Regions from separate parts of the Homo sapiens genome. Here region 2 is linked to region 1. Evidence: chromatin contacts called from ENCODE Hi-C or POLR2A ChIA-PET data. All regions are on one chromosome and are shown on one strand. The core of a region is the stretch at or near the end of the contact, and the rest is flanking DNA. Distances in the headings are between cores, read along the strand shown. Region 1 has its middle 39 kb from the start of MIR4539. Region 2 has its middle 5.6 kb from the start of MIR4539.

The links. A loop is a pair of places that touch in the nucleus more often than their neighbours do. ChIA-PET counts read pairs that join two places held with the same protein, here RNA polymerase II (POLR2A). Pooled maps may share reads with other maps.
Region 2: a loop to region 1 is called in a map of B cell, with 11 times the contacts of the local background. The contact joins two enhancer-like sites. A Hi-C loop is called at or near these places in 2 of 168 maps with a recorded cell type or tissue (B cell and OCI-LY7), 2 of 37 single-sample maps with no recorded cell type and 6 of 50 pooled maps. POLR2A ChIA-PET finds 5 or more read pairs at or near these places in 6 of 52 experiments (B cell, GM10248, GM12878 and 3 more).

What each region holds. Positions count from the first base shown.
Region 1 is chr14:105,815,896-105,821,674 of GRCh38, forward strand. It overlaps IGH. Among named protein-coding and RNA genes, the nearest start is that of MIR4539, 39 kb to the right of the region's middle. RefSeq lists an enhancer at 1,731-2,939. Within about 2 kb of position 2,201, at least 3 of the 41 ENCODE cell types and tissues checked have a DNase peak (open chromatin) inside an H3K27ac peak, as active enhancers do; they include B cell and OCI-LY7, where a contact is called at or near this core.
Region 2 is chr14:105,849,078-105,854,856 of GRCh38, forward strand. It overlaps IGH and IGHM. Among named protein-coding and RNA genes, the nearest start is that of MIR4539, 5.6 kb to the right of the region's middle. Within about 2 kb of position 2,799, at least 3 of the 41 ENCODE cell types and tissues checked have a DNase peak (open chromatin) inside an H3K27ac peak, as active enhancers do; they include B cell and OCI-LY7, where a contact is called at or near this core.

The DNA of each region.
Region 1 (5,779 bases), core at 951-3,450:
ACATCTGGCATCTTTATAAGAATCACATTTTCCGTTTGTTGCTGGTCTATAGAAATAAAACGGATTTCTGTACATTGGTATTAAAGCCAGTAATCTATTATTTTTAATAATATATTTTTATTATTTATAATACTATTTTAAGTAATACCATTTAAATTATTGAATATTTTGGATTTTTGCTATTTTGAATTACTTTTGAATACTTTTGTATCTTCTCCTGGATTTTTTCTGCTCTTCCACTGGGACTCCTGCGCAGACACTGGTGGGTCCTGTGACTTCCTTCCTCAGCCCAGTGTCACTCACTTTTCTGTGGCTCCCAGGAAAACACACAACCCCTCCCCAAGTCCCTCTGAGGGTCTCCTATCACCACAGAGTGAAGTCCAAGGCTGGAATCAGGGCCAGTCTGGCCCCATGCAGTCTGGCCTCTGGCCTGTCCTTCCAGCCCACTCCTTCCCAAGCCCACTGGCCTTCCCACCGCTCTTGAACTTGGCAAGCATGTTTCTGGCCTGGACCCTTCCCCTCCTGCTCCTTTTGCCTGGGATGCACCTCCCAGTGGTCCATGTCCCCAAGGACATATTCTGGATGCCTGGCATTGATGGCCACACCCTCAGCTGGCGCTGTTGTCCTTTATGGAGCATTTATTTGTTTTTAATTGCTTTTTTTCCTCTTCTGGTTTCTTTGTGATTTGTTTTTAATTGTATTATCCATTCCCCACCAGGACCTTAGTGCCGCAGTGCAGACACACTGCACGTGTCCACCTTAGCCCTTGGCCTGGCACACAGTAGATGTTCAATGAACATCACATTGTAAGTTGCTTTCCATTGACGATTTGTGACTTCTAACACTCTCCATGTGTTCTATTGGCTATTTGTGTCTGCAGCTGGCTAAAGAGAACTCCTCTTCCCCACGTTCCACTGAAAACTTCTTCAAGGTCGAGCTTGTCTCATTCATCATGTTTTTGTTTGTTTGTTTGTTTGTTTTTTACATTCACTTACTTGGACTCTGATAGTTAATTTTAGGTGTTAACTTGGGCAGGCCATACTACCCAGATATTTGGCCAAACACCAGTCTAGATAGTGCAGGTGATTTTTAGATGTTATTAACATTTCAACCTGTGGACTTTGAGTAAGGCAGATCATCATCCATAATGTGGGTGGGCCTCATCCAGGCAGTTGGAGGCCTTAAGAGAAAACAGACGGCAGTCCCCAAGGAGGACAGAATTCTGCCAGCAGGCTGAACTTTGGACGGGAGCAGCAGCCTCAGCTCTTCTCTGGGTCACCAGCCTGCTGGTTTGCCCTGCAGATTTTGGACATTCGTCTCCACAACTGTGTGAGCCAATTCCTTAAAATCTCTCTCTCGCATCTCTCCCTCTATCCATACCTGTGGCCATAGCCTGTGTCTATGTTGATACCTATTTCTGTCGATATCCACATCCACATCTATGGGTTCTGTTTCTCGGGAGCTCATGCGAATACAGGCTCTCTTTCATGTTAGATACTTTGGTCACTTTCTTTCCTGGGGTGCTTACTTTGTTTTTGGTGGCTTTGTCCTTATAGAGACTTTATTTTTTTCCTTGTGGGCAAATTTATCAGTCTTACTTTTCACTGTTCCTGGCCTTAGCCTCATTCTGAGAGAACACTTATTCACCTTAAGAGAATATAGATATTTTGCCATATTTTTTTCTGGTGTGATTATTGATCTGTATCAGTGCTGGTCTTCAATTTGCTTTTTGTCCTTACAATGAGAGCAGAAATCCTTTCTCTTTTCTCTTTCATTTTCCCAATTCCGTTTTGAGGTCTTGTCCAAACCAATGTTTTCTAGAATAAACTTGGCAGGTATAGAGCCGGCTATGGCCACAGCCGCAGACATCAGGGCCTCGGCTGGAGAGGAGAGGTGCAGGCCTCTGGAAGTCTCTTTGGGGCTGGAGACTATGGCCTGATTTCTGTCCAGGTCTTGGGGGGCCTCTGTCCACAAGTCTAGGGGGGCAGAAAGGGCTCAGACCCTTCCCTCAAAATACCAAGGGAGAGGAGGTCGGCTGGGCCCAGGCAGGTGGCTGGTGGTGAGCGCCCCGAGATCAGGCCAGGCTTGTCAAGCATTGATTTAGGTGTGGGAGGCAGACATGTCCTGTTTGTTACCAGCTGGAAACAGATGTTTCTGCCCCGAGTGCCACCTTAGAGGGTGGCGTCCAGGCCCAGCAGGCTGTGGCGACACGGGTGAGCTGCAGAGCGTGCGGAGGCGAGGGCCCTGGCCCATGTCAGGAGGCTGAGTTACGACTGTGGCTTCAGTGCCGGGAAAGCTGTAAACACATTCCTGTGCGGGGCCCTGGGCCACCTGGGGCATCACATGCCCCCAGAAGACAGATTTCTGTAGTCAGTCAGGACTCAACGGACATTTACGTAACATGGAAAGGGGAAGTGGTGCTGGAGGGCAGCCCCCTGAATCACTCTGTTGGAGCAATTCTGTTGGGTGAAGGTGCATGAAAACAACACAGTGTGGCTGAGGGCCAGGGCTGTAGACATTCGGTCAAGTGCACAGGCTGTGCTGGAGCAGCCCCGGCACTAGAAACAGGCGCAGGGTGGGGAGTTTGCTGGGGTCAATGTGCATTGCGTCGTGCATTTTAGGGTATTTCCTAGGTATAATTGCTAGAGAGAAACAAAGCTCAAATACAGATCATCTGCCCCACACCAGGTTCCCACCATCCTCAGGGGAATCACAGGTTACTGGCTTTGGAGACCGAGATGTCTTCCCGCCTCCCAGGGGCCTGTGGATGGGACTCCCTGCGAATTCGACTCCCAGGGGAAAAGCCAAGAGCTGCCTCCTTGGGACAGCTGGGCGGCAGCTGTGATCGCACATGGCTCAGGCAGAGGCCTGAGCGGCTGCCTCCGTTGGCCAGCAGGCTCTGAGAGCACTCGCCCGGCCTGACTGTTCATCCATCCTTTCACCCGGAGGCCAGCTGTGGCTGTCTGTGCTCTCAGAGGGGAGGCGATGGCAAGGCGCCTGCCATGCAGATGGGTGGTGGGAGTGAGCCTGTTACACTCTGAGGCCAGGACCGGGTCTGGGGGCACTGGGGCTCCAGGGTGGCCGAGGGCAGTGGGTCAGGCCTGAGAGTTCTGACTTTGTTCTTGGTGCAGTGGGAACCTCTCTGTGGGTTTGAATGGGCCGTCCTGATAGATTCATGTTTTAAAAAGACCACATGGTCCGTGGGGTGGGGGTGGGGCCGGAGGATCAGCAGGAGCCTCTGGCTTCGGAGTCATGGCACCTTCTCCTTCTCACGTCTCCCTCTGCCTCCCTCCTGTGACACCTGTGCCCACATTCGGAGCCACCCAAGTAATCCAGGCCCCTCTCCTCATCTCAAGATCATTGGCTTAATCTCATCTGCAAAGTCCCTTTTGCCATGTAAGATCTCAGAGTCACAGTTCTGGGAATCTGGATGAAGACACTTTTGGGGCCTGACTTAGCCGACTACCCACCTGCAGTTTCAGATGCCTTGAGTAGGAGGCACATAGCTGACTGCCAGTGCCAACGCGTGGAATAAAAGTCCACACTTAGGGACAGATATGAGTTGAAACTATGAACAGAAGCTATTGGAAACCATAATATTGATAAGCTCACCAAGAGCATGAGCAGGGGTTGAGGGGAGACTGAGCGGGACAGCTGCAAGAAGATGACCTACAGGACGCATCCTAGGAGCAAATGAGGCACCGGGGTTGGGGCACATGGCTGACACCGGGGCTCACCCTCGTCCTGTCTCTGGTCCGTGGGTGGGGAGGGCAAATGGCCGGAGGAGCTGTTTGGGGACCAAGCTCCCGCCACACCTCACTATTTGTTCCTCATCTGGTGGAGTGAGAGAAGCCCGTGTCCAACTGACCAGGGTCAAATCCGGGCCCCCAGTCTACTGCTGGAAGATTCCGGGCAATGTCTTGGCCTGTTTTGGCTGCTGTACCAAATACCTGTCGAGCTAAATAATGAACAGAGAGAGGCTCTAACAGAAAATATTTATTTGGGAACAGTGAGGTGTGGAGGGAGCTTGGTCCCCAAGCACTGCAGTGGGAGCACACATACCATCATAAACTATGTGCATATTCAGGGAGGTAAAAGACGACAAAGGTTTTTAAAGGAAAAATGAGGACGATTACATGATCGTTTTGAAATAATCTTTGGCTACAAGGATCAATAACAAGGGTGATGCCAGTATGAGGCGCACAGGCAGTTGCTGGGCAGCTGTCCTCGCAGAAGTATTTTTTTGTGTAAGGTTGCAATGGCCTTTGTGCGAGGCTGTGTTTTTTATAGTCTTTTGTGATAGTTTTTGCTAGTAGGTGTTTATGCATGAGAATGCTTCTCAGCCTTCTCTGGCTTTATATGTCAGAGTTTCGTTTGTTTGTTTGTTTTTTAACACAAGGGACTCCATTTTGATTCTGACGACTTTCATCATATTTTCTCCCTTTGGTCAAGGTCTTTCTCTGGAAGCCTCACTGATGGACCATGCTGTGGTAGGTTCTGATGTCCCTCAGTATTTGGATGGGCCTGTCCCAGGTGTCTGGTCTGGTCACATGTTTGAAGGAGTGATTGATGTCTAGGAGTCAGTGTCAAAATCCTTTTAGCCACATTTGAGTAACAAAGGAGGTTTGAAGACAGTGGCTTTCAGGCTAAGTCTACCTGGAGTAAATGATTAAGTTCAATTTTGTCTGTGGTGTGGTCTTTTGCTATTATCTCAAAGTGCTGGGCTAGCAATATTCTGTTAGAAGTTGTACTTCTGAAAAAATTCAGCAAGTAACAGATACAAAGTTTAAAAAGGGAAAATAAAAAGTAAAATTAGTAATAACATGACAATCCTAGTTTGCATAATAGGATTATGCAATGTCTAGGATTAAAGGCAATTAATTGAATAAATAATGAATCCAGGATTCAAGGCAATTAATTGAATAAATAAAATAGGAAGCCAAGTAAAAACTGTAGGCCCTAGGACAGGTAAGAGTCCCATTATGATATGGAGTCTTGTTCCCATGACTTGGGAGAAGCTGTCTACAGAGTGAAAATGTGAAATTCCTCATCTTGCTTTGCAGTTTGAATGTCTCTAGTCGTGGCATTGGGCAGTCTGGTGAACTTTCTGTCTGGCTCGGACATCAAGCATGAGACTTGTTTCTTAGCATTTATCTAGCTTCAGCTTATAGGGCTTCAGGAACAGAGCAGTTCTCATTTTTCTCCATGGAAGAAAGTTGGATTGGAAGAATCTAGAAGAATTCAGGATCTAGTCTATAGGTAGAAAACAAGAACTTGAAAATAATGCACAGAGCTACAATCTAAAAGCAGGTGTGTTACAGCTTTTCTTTGGAAGCATAAGTTTTCCTCTGTACATTGATCACATAGGAATCTCGTACTTCAATACCTCTTTATGCTGGTAAGCCAAACCAAGACAGGCTTTAGCTTTTACTTACAGTTTTAAGGTTTCTGGGCTTGCCAGGAAATGATGATTTTTACTCATTATAAGGAACCCTGGAAACCAGGCATTCTTTTTTCTTTTTTTGAGACGGAGTCTCACTTTGTTGCCGAGGCTGGAGTGCAGTGGCGTGATCTTGGCACACTGCAACCTCTGCCTTCCATGTTCAAAAGAGTCTCCTGCCTGAGTCTCCCGAGCAGCTGGGATTATAGGTGCCCGCCACCACACCTGGCTAATTTTTGTATTTTTAGTAGAGACGGGATTGAGATGGGGTTTTGCCATGTTGGCCAGGCTGGTCTCGAACTCCTGACCTCGGGTGATCTGCTTGGCTTGGCCTTCCAA
Region 2 (5,779 bases), core at 1,549-4,048, 34 kb after region 1:
AGGGGTCAGCCGTTCTGGAGATGTTGCTATGGGATGCAGGGATTTTGCCTGTGAGAAGGACATGATTATGGGGGGAACGGAGGGCAAACTGTCATGGGTTAAAATGTGTCCCCTGTAAATTAATGTGTCGAAGTCCTAACCCCCAGGACCACAGAATGTGACCTTGTCTGGAAACAGTCTTTGCAGCTGCAATCAAGTTCAGATGAGGTCACCCTGGAGTAGGGCAAGCCTCTGATCCAATATGACTGCTGTCCTCATGAAAAGGGGGAATCTGGGCACAGACAGCACGTGTGGAGAACGCCCTGTGAAGATGGTGCTGCTTCCATAAGCCAAGAGCACCAGAGACGGCCGGCAAAGCCCAGCAGCAGGGAGAGAGCCTGGAACAGAGTCTCCCGTGACACAGAGGAGCCAGCCCCGCCAAGGCCTCCATCCCAGATGCCCGGCCTCCAGAACCAGGACGGAATAAACGTCTGTTGTTTAAGCCACGCAGTCTGGGGTGCAGTGTTGCCAGGGCCACAGTTAACGGATACGAGTGTTGTCCTGAGCTGCCAGCCCCACAGGCTGCACGAGGCCTCCCTGCCCCAGCCCAGTGCAGACTCCCCAGCCCCCTGGGTGTGCCCTGGGCAGTGTGGGGCTCCTCACTCCATCCTCCCCCAGGCTGGGAGGTTGAGCCTGTGATGAGCTACATGGGGTGAAGCTGGAGCGAGAGGCTGGGAGGCGACTCGGAGCCCACGGTTGGAGGATGGATTTCCCCAGGGACCCACACGTGCACCTCCACCTGTCTCCTGGACATTGTCTCTGAGGGCAGGGCTGGTGCCAGCTCAGGGATCCAGCAGGGACAGAAGGGCGGGCCGGGTCCATGTGGAGAGCACATTTAGTGGGAGGGACACAACTTGTACCCAGCAGCCCCCAGATACCCATGACAGCTGGCTCAGAGCAAGTGCCAGGCTGCTCCTCAGAACCTGAAATGTCCTCCTTCTGGGCCCCCAGCTTATGAGCCCTCCCAAGACGCCATCCTGGATGCTTCCTCTAGGACACTTCTATGGCCTTGGGGTCTGCCCAGTCCTTCCAGCCTGGTCCTCTCCCCCCAGCCACCTGCCTCCACCCTGGTCTCACAGCCACTGCTGTCCTTGACTTTGCCATGGACTGTGGGTCACCCCTGGGTGACTGCACCATGGCCAAGTGAGCCTCCTGGCATGAGCCCCCAACTTTGGCTTGGCTGCCATCTCTGAAAAAATCCCCTGCTCTTTGATCCTGCTCCCACCTACCTGGGGAGTCATTTTTCGGCACTGCCCCAAGCCTGGCCACCACCTGCCCATCTTCAGGGTGATGGCAGAGACTTGTCCTCCCCACTATGCATTCCCTAACGGCTTCTAAGGACGACATGGTCACGCCCCCCATCCTCATCCACAAGGGGATGGCACTGGGAGCCCTAGCATCTGGGCAATGATGAGGACCTCGTGACGGGCTTAGTGCCTGTATGAGAGAGACCCTCGTGACGGGCTTAGTGCCTGTATGAGAGAGACCCTCGTGACGGGCTTAGTGCCTGTATGAGAGAGACCCTCGTGACGGGCTTAGTGCCTGTATGAGAGAGACCCTCGTGACGGGCTTAGTGCCTGTATGAGAGAGACCCTCGTGACGGGCTTAGTGCCTGTATGAGAGAGACCCTCGTGACGGGCTTAGTGCCTGTATGAGAGAGACCCTCGTGACGGGCTTAGTGCCTGTATGAGAGAGACCCTCGTGACGGGCTTAGTGCCTGTATGAGAGAGACCCTCGTGACGGGCTTAGTGCCTGTATGACAGAGACCCTGAGAGCTCCTTCACCATCTTCGGCTGCGCGAGGATGCAGTGAGGAGGCGCGTCTCTGAGCTGGGAATTGGCCCTCGCCAGACGTTGAAGTTGCCGGCGCCTTGATCTTAGACTTTCAGCCTCCAGCGCTGTGGGAGGCAAATGTCTGTTGCTCAAGCTTTGCAGCCGATAGTGTTTTGTGATAGCTGCCCAATTAGACTAAGACACTCGTTCACCTGAAACTTTTGCTCCAACTTCCACTCCCCTGCCACGGGCGCGACTGCTACCCCACCCCTGTGCTCCTGTGGAGTGCAAGGCCCCCACACTGTGCAGACAGGCCCACATGCTCTCGAGGGCTCAGCCTGCACCTCCTGGATCCCGGTGAGGCCCACATGCTCTCGAGGGCTCAGCCTGCACCTCCTGGATCCCGGTGGCGTGCACCACACATCATGAAGGTTTGGGGCAAGGCCAAGAACTGTCTGGGCTTGCTGGGAAGGGTGGCAAGGTGACCCGGGCAGTTGTAGGCATGTGGAGCACACACAGAGGCCCCCGAGGCCTGAGCCCCAGTCTCTCAATTCAGGCTGTGCTTGGAGGACCAGGCCTGGAACCCTCTCCTGCTCAGTCCCCTTCCTTCCATCAGGCTGGGCATGCCCCGAGTCTGAGTCTGGCCCACCTGCTTCTGCGGCCCCTTTCCTGGGCACGTGGCTTTCCTCGAAACCCCCTGCGCTGGCTGACCCAGCGCTCTTTTCCACAGCTCCCTTTGGAACTGGGGTCCCCCTTGAGATGCCCATGTAGCAGGAAAGTTTTGAAAAAGAAACAAAAACCCTCACCAGAAAGCAGTTTCATGGATAAAATGTGCATATTTATTTCAGGGCAACAAGCGTATACACAGCAAAGCAGTGTGGGGTAGAGCCCACCTCGTGGCCTGCAAGCCAGCCAGCCCCTGCCGGTCGAGAAGGAAGCCTGTGTGAGAGCACACAACTGGAGGCCGGGCGGGGAAGAGAAACACGTGCCAACAGGCCACGCAGGCCAGGACCCCAGACCCGGAGGCAGCGCCCCTTTGAGTTCCTCTCTCTGGTCTCCGATGTTCTTCTGTTGGGATCATTTCACCTACAGGCAACAGAGACAGTGTGAAATGCTTTCCCCGTGGTCGGGAAGGGAGCCGGGGCAGAGATGACCCAGTGGGGTGGTGTGGGGGCCTCCGGGCTAGACGTCCAGCCCAGGCTGCTCCCTGGGCCCCACACTCGCCCTGCACCCTCCTCCCTGTGCCACAGCCGTGCTACCTTGAACAAGGTGACGGTGGTACTGTAGAAGAGGCTCAGGAGGAAGAGGACGATGAAGGTGGAGGCGGTGGCCCACAGGTTCTCAAAGCCCTCCTCGTCGGCGCTCACCTCCCCCTCTGCAGGAGACACAGCACGGGGGAATAGGGTCAGGCTGGGGTGGCACCCAGCAAAGCCCCCCCGGGGCCCATCCTCTAGGCCCACCCTTGGCCCCTAGGCTGTGCTGCACCCAGGGGTGGGGAGAGCAAGTGCAGGGGGGCTCGGGCACTGCCCAGGGCATGGGCTGGGCCCCTGAAAGCCTGATGCAGCGGGGGCACAGGCCGAGACTGGGCAGGGCTGGGACTCTGAGGTCTTTTCCTCAGAGTCCTGGGGTGGCAGAGAGAGCGTGGGGGATGCAGCACACAGACCAAGGTGGGGGCTGGAGGGCGGGGCCCCAGCGGAGCAGCGGCCAGCATGTCCTGACTCTCCTGGAGGGGGAAGCAGGGGGTGTGGCCCTGCCCTGTGCTGTGGGGGCTGGCAGGTGGGAGGACTGAGCTGGGGGGAACCCGATCCTGACTCCCTCACCAAGGCCCTGACTCTCCAGCTCCCTCTTGGAGCAGAGTCTGCATGGGGACATCCTGGCGGACTTGTCCTACCCTGCCAGGACCCAGGGAGCAGACAGAGACCTGAGCTCCACAGTGGGATGAGGACATTCGGGGGGTTGCATCCCCTGCACAGATGGGCCCTTGGGAGACACCTGGAGCCCAGGACTCCAAAGGGCCAAGAGTGTGGCGGGGACTCGGAGGTGGCCCCAGTTAGAGACAGCACTGTGCGTTGGGTGTGGAGACCTCACTCGGGCCCTGCCTTCCCTGCTGGGGCTCGGTCCTTCCCGGGCTGCTGCTGTCTGACCTCGCCTGCTCCCTGCTGTGGGTTGGGGAGCAGGTGGTATTTGCAGGGGCAGACTTGCTCTAGCTCATCTCCTGAGGCCTCCTGCTAAGAGGAGCAGCTGCCCAGGGCAGCCACTCTGCCCTCTGGGCCCATATGCTTAGTCACTGCCTGCTCTCAGCACATGGCACAGGCTCTGGTTCTGCTCACCGGTGGGTGTGGGGGCTATCTGCTGCCTTCATCAGGAGCCTGGCCTCAGCAGGGGTCACATGCTATCCCTGGGGCCTCCGCTCCCCAGGCAGAGCACAAGCTGGGTGCCATGGCAGCACCTCCAAGCAGAGACAGAAGGACAAGCAGAGCCTGGGCCCAAAGCCCCGGTGCCAGCACAGCGCAGGGAGCAAACTGCTGCAGGGACAGAGTATCCGGCAGGGCCCTGGGAGAATGTTGGCGGGGGCCGGCCGGCATGCGCACGTGTTGTGCCTGTGGGTGTGTGCATGTCTGTGTACGCGTGTCCATCTGTTGTGTGCCTGTGGGTAGACGTGTGTGTCCACGTGTTAGTGTATCACATGCTCCTGTGTGTCTGTGTCAGTGTGTCTCTGGGTGTGCATGTGTCCATGTACTTGTGTCTGTACATGTGTGTGTGTTTGCATGCACATGTGTGTTTGTGAATGTGTGTGTCTGTGTGTGTATGCCTCTGTGCTAGTGTGTCTGTGTGTGTGCATGTCCTGCACATGTATGTGTCCATGTGTGCACATATCCATGTGTGTGCCCGTGTGTGTGTGTGCCTGTAGTCAGTGTTCTCTTTGTGTGCCTGTGCATGTTTGTACATGTGTGTCCACATATGTTTGTGTGTGGGTCCATGTCTGTGTATGTGTGTGCCCATGGGTTAGCACGTCTCTGTGTGTCCATGTGTTTGTGTGTGTCCGTGTCTGTCCATGTGTATCCACACATGCCTGTGTGCTGCCTGTATACGTGTGGCCTTGCTTTCAGCTTTCTTTCTGGAAGCAGTAGGAGGAATGGCAAGTCTGAGGTCAGCCTGCTGTGAGCAGCTGCAGGGAATTCAGGGGTTTCTAGAAGCCACTGAGGCACGCAGGTGGGTGAGGCAGGGGTGGGGGCTGTGGAGGAAGGTGTTCTGCAGGGGAGGCGCAGGGTGGGTGCAGCACAGCCGCCGCCCCAGTAGGCCAGAGCATCGTGCACTCAGGACCAGTATCTTTTGAATGGATCTTTTTATTTCTAATTTTATAAGATGCAACATCTCACCCCGTTGACACGGTTAGTTTGCATGCACACACAGAGCGGCCAGCCGCCCCGAGCCTGTGGGCAGGCCAGCAGGGTCAGTAGCAGGTGCCAGCTGTGTCGGACATGACCAGGGACACGTTGTACAGGGTGGGTTTACCGGTGGACTTGTCCACGGTCCTCTCGGTGACCCTGTTGGGCAGGGCCTCATGGGCCACCACGCAGGTGTAGGTCTCCCCCGTGTTCCATTCCTCTTCGGACACGGTCAGGATGCTGTGGGCGAAGTACCGGCCTGGGGCCTGGGGCTCAGGCATTGGGGCGCTGGTCACATACTTCTCCGGGGACAAGGGCTGCCCCCTCTGCATCCACTGCACGAAGACGTCCGCGGGAGAGAAGCCCGTCACCAGGCACGTGATGGTGGCCGACTCCCGCAGGTTCAGCTGCTCCCGGGCTGGTGGCAGCAAGTAGACATCGGGCCTGTGCAGGGCCACCCCTGTGAACAGAGATGGTGGTGAGGGCGGGGCAGTGGGGGGACCAGCCTGTGGGCTGGGGTTGAGTCCCCTTTTCCCCAGTTGCCCAGACAACGGGGGAGTGAGGGGTGCTTTCCACCAT